3 separate regions of the Homo sapiens genome follow, and all the other regions are linked to region 1. Evidence: chromatin loops called from intact Hi-C (ENCODE). Cell type or tissue: MCF 10A. All regions are shown on one strand.

What was found. Hi-C counts contacts between places; a loop is a spot of excess contacts. Peaks named below come from ENCODE experiments on the same cell type or tissue, not always from the same donor. Only the 100,000 strongest peaks of a DNase experiment are listed, where the experiment ranks them.
Region 2: it touches region 1 in a loop (2.4-fold over the local background); 2 of 110 quality-filtered maps call a loop at or near these places.
Region 3: a loop joins it to region 1, with 9 times the contacts of the local background. A loop is called at or near these places in 2 of 110 quality-filtered maps.

The regions. Positions count from the first base shown.
Region 1 is chr5:155,942,506-155,945,005 of GRCh38, forward strand. It overlaps a transcript of SGCD not described here. Among named protein-coding and RNA genes, the nearest start is that of SGCD, 380 kb to the right of the region's middle. In MCF 10A, a CTCF peak has its summit at 1,498 (motif pointing right); no DNase peak of the experiment used is centred here.
Region 2 is chr5:156,389,836-156,392,335 of GRCh38, forward strand. The region is part of intron 3 of SGCD (sarcoglycan delta); the gene reads left to right. Among named protein-coding and RNA genes, the nearest start is that of SGCD, 64 kb to the left of the region's middle. In MCF 10A, no CTCF peak of the experiment used is centred here; a DNase peak (open chromatin) is centred at 1,516.
Region 3 is chr5:156,741,481-156,743,980 of GRCh38, forward strand. All of the region lies in intron 7 of SGCD (sarcoglycan delta), which reads left to right. LOC105377673 (a long non-coding RNA gene) reads right to left here and starts at 1,314. Exons shown (of 5, transcript XR_007059015.1): 1 at 1,156-1,314. In MCF 10A, no CTCF peak of the experiment used is centred here; no DNase peak of the experiment used is centred here.

The DNA.
Region 1 (2,500 bases):
TGGAAGCCCCAATTCTTCATATAAACTCTTGTCAAATCTCTGGTTGACCCCTAAACTATGCAAGTATGAAGGCTAAAATAATTGAACAGAGATTTCAGTGGCTGCCCAATGCAATGGAGGCAGAATTTGGAGTTTCAATAAAGTCAAGTGTTGGCTAAAATAAACAAATAACAATGACAGAAACAGATTTCAGAGGAACAGAACACAGATAGAAACTATGATGTACAATATGCAGGATACCTATCAAAATTCCTAGACACAGACATATGAACAAATAGGAAAATGTGAAGATACTTAAGGCAATAAACCAAGGCAACCCCAAGATAATCCAAATGTTAGAATTAGCAGCAAGGATTTTAAAACAGGTGTTATAATTATGTTCAACCATGTAGAGTACAATGTGTTCATAATGAGTCATCATAGTCTATGTTCTTCATGAACATTCCATAATGCCTCCTAGACTTTTGTTAGTGTGTTTTCCACATAACAGATTTAAAAAGTGAAGGACAGAAAAGTGTCTTGCCTAAATTATTTGTACAGCTATGATAGAGTTGAGGACAAAGTCCAGGTAATCTTATTCCCTAAGTAGATTTTCCATAGAGGTTAGGAGCTCAGATGCCATAGTATATCTGTCTTGGTTTGAATCACTTACTAGCTATATTAATATATTTAATTAATCTAAGCCACCTTTTCCTTAAATAAATTACTATGAGAACTACACATGCTATTGCATATAAAATGCTTGACAAAAGTGTTTGACACATAGTCCCCAATAACATTTTTGTTACAATCACTGTTGTCATCATCATTATCATGCCATCCTATATTCATATGTGGAATTCTGCTTTATTGGTGAAATTTAATTACTACATTAATTAGTGAAAAGGGAAGAATCTACCCTGGGAGTCTGTTTCTTCATGTATTTATTTAAAATTTAGTAAGCACCTACTTCGTACAAGAAACTGTGCTTGATCTAGGAGAGACATAGGCATATATAAGACATGATGGTTGTTATCAATGGACTGTAATAACTAATTTTAAAAATTAAATAATTTGCATAGAAGGGAAACCAATAAACTCCAGAACTATATTTTTCTGATTTTTCATAGTTGGTATAGATGAGATGATTAAAGTTTCACAGGTGTAATAATCCCCTTAATGTCAGTAACAAATAGTCATCCAGTTCCTCTTTGGGGGTTGCTCAACCCTACAGGAAGTGGAAGCAAATTATAGAGCCACTCCTCTGAAAACATGTACACACCAACACAATTTTGAACTCAAATGTAGGGATTTACTGACTCTCAAACTCTATTTACAGACTCTCCATTGCAGACACCTCTACTTTTAATAATGCAAAACTGGCTCCTTCAAAGTTACCCACTTTACTGTAAAGCAGCCCCTTTATTGTCGAATAGCTCAAAGGTGAGAAAAAACTTCCTCAGAGCTGAAATTTGCATCTTTGAACCTTCCACCTGTTCAGTGGTCCTCCTTCTGTCCTGCAGAGGGCAGCCTGCACCATTCTGCATGACCACAGCCCTGCAAGTATTTGAAGATAGTTTGTTCTGCCTTGGCTGTCTCTGGGCTGAATGTCTCCATTTCTTTCTGTGGTTATTCATTTCTCATGGGATGCAGACCATTTATCAGCCTGATTGCCTTCCTCTAATTGTGCACTAGCTCTGTGAGTTGTTTCCTTTAGTCACACAGTAATATATACTTACTGTAAATTAAGATCAAACCAAAACCCAAACAAAGGAAAAATTATAGGGTTTTGTATGGGGGGATAAAAGTAAATGTGTATATATGTATTACTTAGGCAAATCACATTCTTATGAACGATGATTGTTAAAGGTTTGCAGATGCCATTCCAGACAATGACTAGGCATGTGCTGTGCATTTATCTGTATACACACGTGTTTTTTTCCTACTCAAATTGCACTGTTCTCTAGCTTTTAAAAGCTTAATCTATGATAGACATTGTTTTACCTTAAGCTATAGATTACCTCGTTGGGTCACATGGCATCAAAAGTATAGAGTTGAGAACAGAACACAACATTTTAATTATTTAACTTAGAATCAGCGCTGTTGTTACAGTCATAATAGTTTTATTTGTTCAACAAATATGTATTGAAGACATACTGTGTTAAGTGCTGCGATAAGAACATACACTGTGAAGATATGAACCTTACCCTCAAGAAACTCATTATCTAGTGGCAAAGACAGATAATCTGACAAAAAATGTGGTAAGTTTATGATTGCACTGAATTTGTTTCCAACTTCGGGTCATATTTTCTTCTCCTTGTCTTTGTAAACTAACCTTTAGCATATCTTTTTGAAGTTAGGCTAATCTTTAAATACATGATCTTTTGTCTTCCCAAATACATGCCTTTGAAGATGTAAGAGCCATGCAAAAAAAAATAATAATAATAAGGGAGTGTAAATCTCACCATATAGATGGTGGCCCAAGTGAACAAACACATACCGAGAGTTTTTCTAGATACCA
Region 2 (2,500 bases), 450 kb after region 1:
ATGATAACAGTTCATACATTAGAAGCTTGTTGTATGACTAAATAATAGTGGCTGGTATATATTATGTTACACACACACACACACAGAGCCTTATGCCACATATTGATAATGGGGGTTCGATAAGATTATTGATGGAGCTGAAAAATTTCTATAGCCTGGTGATGTCATAGTCGTCGTCTTATGGTATTGAAACATGTTACTCATGTGTTTGCAGTGATGCTGGTATAAACAAACCTACCAAGCTGCCAGTTGTATAAAAGTATAGCACATACAATTATGTATGGTACATAATACATGATAATGATAAGAAATGGCTATGTTATGGTTTATGTAATTACTATACTTTTTATTATTTTAGAGTCTATGCCTTCTGTTTATTAAAAAAAAAAGTTACATTTAAACAGCCTCAGGCAGGTCCTTTAGAGGTATTTCAGAACAAGACATTGTCATCATAGGAGATGACAACTTCGTACACATTATTGCTCCTGAAGATCTTCCAGTGGGACAAGATGTGGAGGTGGAAGACAGCGTTGTTGGTGATCCTGACCCTGTGTAGCCCTAGGCTAATGTGTGTGTCTGTATCTTTGTTTTTATCAAAAAGTTTAAAGTGGGCCAGGCACAATGGCTCACGCCTGTATTCCCAGCACTTTGGGAGGCCATGGCGGCGGGTGGATCACCTGAGGTCAGGAGTTCGAGACCAGCCTGACCAACATGGTGAAACCCCATATCTACTAAATACAAAAGATCAGCCGGGTGTGGTGGCATGTACCTGTAATCTCAGCTACTTAAGAAGCTGAGGCAGGAGAATCACTTGAACCCGGGAGGCAGAGGTTTCAGTGAGTCAAGATTTTGCCATTGCACTCCAGCCTGGGCAACAAGAGTGAAACTCTATCTCAGGGAAAAAAAAAGTTTAATGCATATGAAAAAAATTTTTTAATAAAACTTATAGAATAAGGGTATAAAGAAAGAAAATATTTGTGTACAGCTGTATGATGCATTTGTGCTTAAGCCAAGTTTTATTACAAAAGAGTCAAAATGCTTACAAAAATAAAAGTTTATAAAGTAAAAGTTACAGTAAGCTAAGATTAATATATTATTGAGGATAAAATTTTAAAATAAATTTAGTGTAGCCTAAGTGTACCGTTTTTATAAAGTCTACAGTAGTGTTCAGCAATATCCTAGGCTCTCACATTCACTCACCACTCACTCGCTGACTTACCCAGGGAGAGAAACTTCCAGTCCCGCAAGCTCCATTCAAGAAAGTGCCCTATACAGGTGAAACTTTGTATTTTAAATCTTTTGTACCATATTTTTACTGTATGTTTTCTGTTTAGATACACAAAAACTTCCCATTGCATCACAGTTGCCTACTGTATTAAGTACAGTAACGTGCTATACACATTTATAGCCTATGAGCAATAAGCTATATCATACAGCCTGGGTGTGTAGCACGCTCTACTATCTAGGTTTGTGTAAGTACACGCTATGTTAGCACAACGATGAAATTGCCTAATGATGCATTCCTCAGAACACGTGCCTATTGTGAAATGACGCATGGCTGTATATACAGTCAGCCCTCTGTATCTGTGGGTTTCCCGTCTGTGTATTCAATCAACCACAGATAGAAAGTATTTAAAACAAAAAAGAAAAGAAAAAGGATAGTTGCATCTGTACTGAACACATACAGACTTTTTACTTGTCATTATTCCCTAAACAATACAGTGTAATAACTGTTTACAAAGCATTTGCATTGTATTAGGCATTAAAAATAATCTAGATATGATTTAAAGTGTATAAGAAAATGTGTGTATATTATATACAAGGACTACACCATTTTATAAGACACTTGAGCATCTGTGGATTTTGGTATCTGCAGGGGGTCCTGAAACCAATCTGCTGCAGATACTAAGGGATGACTCTCTATATACATGTATGTGTTTGCTAGTACTATCATATTTTGAAATTTTGCAGGGCAAAAAATATCATCCAAGTCTAATATTTTCTTTTTTGTTGAAATGTTCTTAAATTTTGGACGAGAATAAACTAATGCCTTGGGAAATGTTGCTGTGATTTCATGAGAAGTTGTTGTGCCACGTTTTAATTCATAGTTAATGTCTAGAGCTTTGTATAAACCATTTGAAAAGGTGTTGCAACATGTCCCTGTTAGCAACTTTAGTTCTTTTAGCACTACGTATATTGAATGTATTAGGAGTTTCTCAAATGCAAGAAATACTAGGTCACACTGATAAAATACTTACCTTTGTATGGCTCCTGTTTCAGACTCTAAGACATTTGCTATCTTGCAGCATTACATTATCATCTCAGTATAACAGTGATAGATAGCAACAAGACACTCATATCTACCCCATCCATACATTCAACAAGCATTTTTTGAGGTCCAGACATCAGAAATAAAGTGGTGAAGAATGGACGGGGTCTTCAACCTCTTAGAGCCTACAGTCTGGTGGGACAAGAAGACACTGAATACATGTGGCAAAAG
Region 3 (2,500 bases), 800 kb after region 1:
CTGAGCAGAAGTTTTAACTGAATGCAGAAATGTGCCACGAAAGGAAGGTTTGATAGAGAAAAATCTCAGAGCTTCGTAAACCTGGGAGAGATGACCAATTTTCTCCTTGTCATATTCCCTGGGCCGAAAACTACACATCTTCAAACACGAGCTGTGAAACCATCTCAGAGGGTAACAGAGGCTGGACACTTTGGAACTCTGGTCAGGGCTTTGCCTCGTGTCTAACTATAGAAATGACAGCATTTCAGAGGAAATGTTTACCCTGGGAGGATGCAATCTACATGGTGAATTGGCTAGACAATCAGTTCCTCAATTGCACCTTCCTAGTCTTACCAGCCAAAAAGAGACAGTGAGACAGTGGATGCTCCATGGAATCCAATTATGTTTTCAGGTTTTTTTTTTTTTCTTTTTTTGAGACAGAGTCTTGCTTTGTTGCCCAGGCTGGAGCACAGTGGCACTATCTCAGCTCACTGAAAGCTCCACCTCCCAGCTTCATGCCATTCTCCTGCCTCAGCCTCCTGAGTAGCTGGGACAACAGGCACCCACCACCACGCCTGGCTAATTTTTTGTATTTTTAGTAGAGACGGGGTTTCACCCATGTTAGCCAAGATGGTCTCGATCTCCTGACCTCGTGATCCACCCGCCTCGGCCTCCCAAAGTGCTGGGATTACAGGCGTGAGCCACCGTGCCCGGCCTCAGGTTTCTTTTTCTTGAGGTTTTATACACAAAGTACCATTAACTCAGCGATACGGAAATACTCCACCAACCACAATCAAATACACCTCCCACTTTACTATCTCTAGCCCCACATGTCCACATTTCTGCTTGATGACTCAAACATCTTCAAGTCGACATATTTCAAACAAACTCATGATGTTCTATCCACTATCCATATACTCTATAAGCATTCTGCTTATTCTCTTCCCTCTCTCAGTGGCTGACCTCCACCATCTACTGGTAATAAAATCTACAACACTAGAAATCAGCCTTGGTCCAGTCCATCACCAAATCCAAATCACCATCTTCTTCCACCTGGATAATAACAGACTCCTAGCTACTTTCCTTGCAGTCCTCTTGCTACCTCTTATGCACTTTCCACTCTGTTAGAGAAACAGAAAAAACTGGACATAGATTTACTATAAGAAATTGACTCACACAATTACAGAAGCTGAAAAGTCCCATGATCTGCTGTCTGCAAGCTGGAGATCCGGGAGAGCTGATGGTGTTGTTCCAGTTCATGTCAGAAGGACTGAGAACCAAGGAGTAGATGGTATTAATATAAATTCCAATCTGAAGGCAGAAGACTAATGTCTCAAGTAGGCAGGCAGGCAGGCAACGTTATCTCTTGCTCAGTTTTTTGTTCTATACAGGTTATCAATAGATTAGATGAAACTCACTCGCATTAAGGAGGAACCTGTTTTATTCTTCAGATTCAAATGTTAATCTCATCCAGAAACACCCTCACAGACACACCTAGAATAATGTTTGACCAAATGTATGGGTACCTGTGGTTTAGTCAAGTTGAAAAATAAAATTAACCATCACAGGAATATTTTTTGCCCGCTTATACCACCAATCCATTTAAAATCCTTATTCTGCAAAGCCATACCTCACTTGCTTCCTACATCTTTTTTTTTTTTTTTTTTTTGAGATGAAGTTTTTGCTCTGGTGCCCAGACTGGAGTGCAGTGGCACAATCTCGGCTCACTGCAACCTCCGCCTCCTGGGTTCAAGCGATTCTCCTGCCTCAGCCTCCCCAGTAGCTGGGATTACAGGCACCCACCATCACACCTGGCTAGTTTTTGCATTTTTAGTAGAGACAGGGTTTCACCATGTTGGCCAGGCTGATTTCAAACTCTTAACCTCAGGTGATCAACCTGCCTTGGCCTCCCAAAGTGCTGGAATTACAGGCATGAACCACCGCGCCCAGCCTTGCCTCTTATTAATACCACATTATCTACTTTGTTTAAATTTCTTTTAACTCATAAAATTACTTTCTTTCTAAAAGTCTTTATGCTGAATGCTGGTCCTTCTGCGTCTCTGTGCCCCTTAAGCCCAGTATAATCCATGTTTATTAACTAAATCAACTAGCTCTACACTGGGAAAGAAGAGCTGATTCAAAATGATGTTTTGTAATGGCCAAGCTTGCCTTTCATAGAAGCAAATCTCAAAATGGTTTTGCTCTAGAGGACATATCACTGCTTTCTGAGAGAAATAGTCTTCAAATGAGACTATCCAATACATTTCTTAAGTCTTTAGAGTAGAAGCCTAGAATATTATGAATAGATTTTTCTTTCAACAGATCTCTACAAACTCAGCAGATTCATTGGTAAAACTTAAATACCTGTTTCAGATAAGAAGGAGCTTGAGTTTCAAAGTGACCCTTATTTGACTTAAAAGTAGAACTTATATAATTAGAGAAGATTATGTTCCTTCTTCCTATTTTCTGGTGCTTATTTTATTTAAGCCAATCTCTATAATGCAAGTTGAAACTGGTTGAA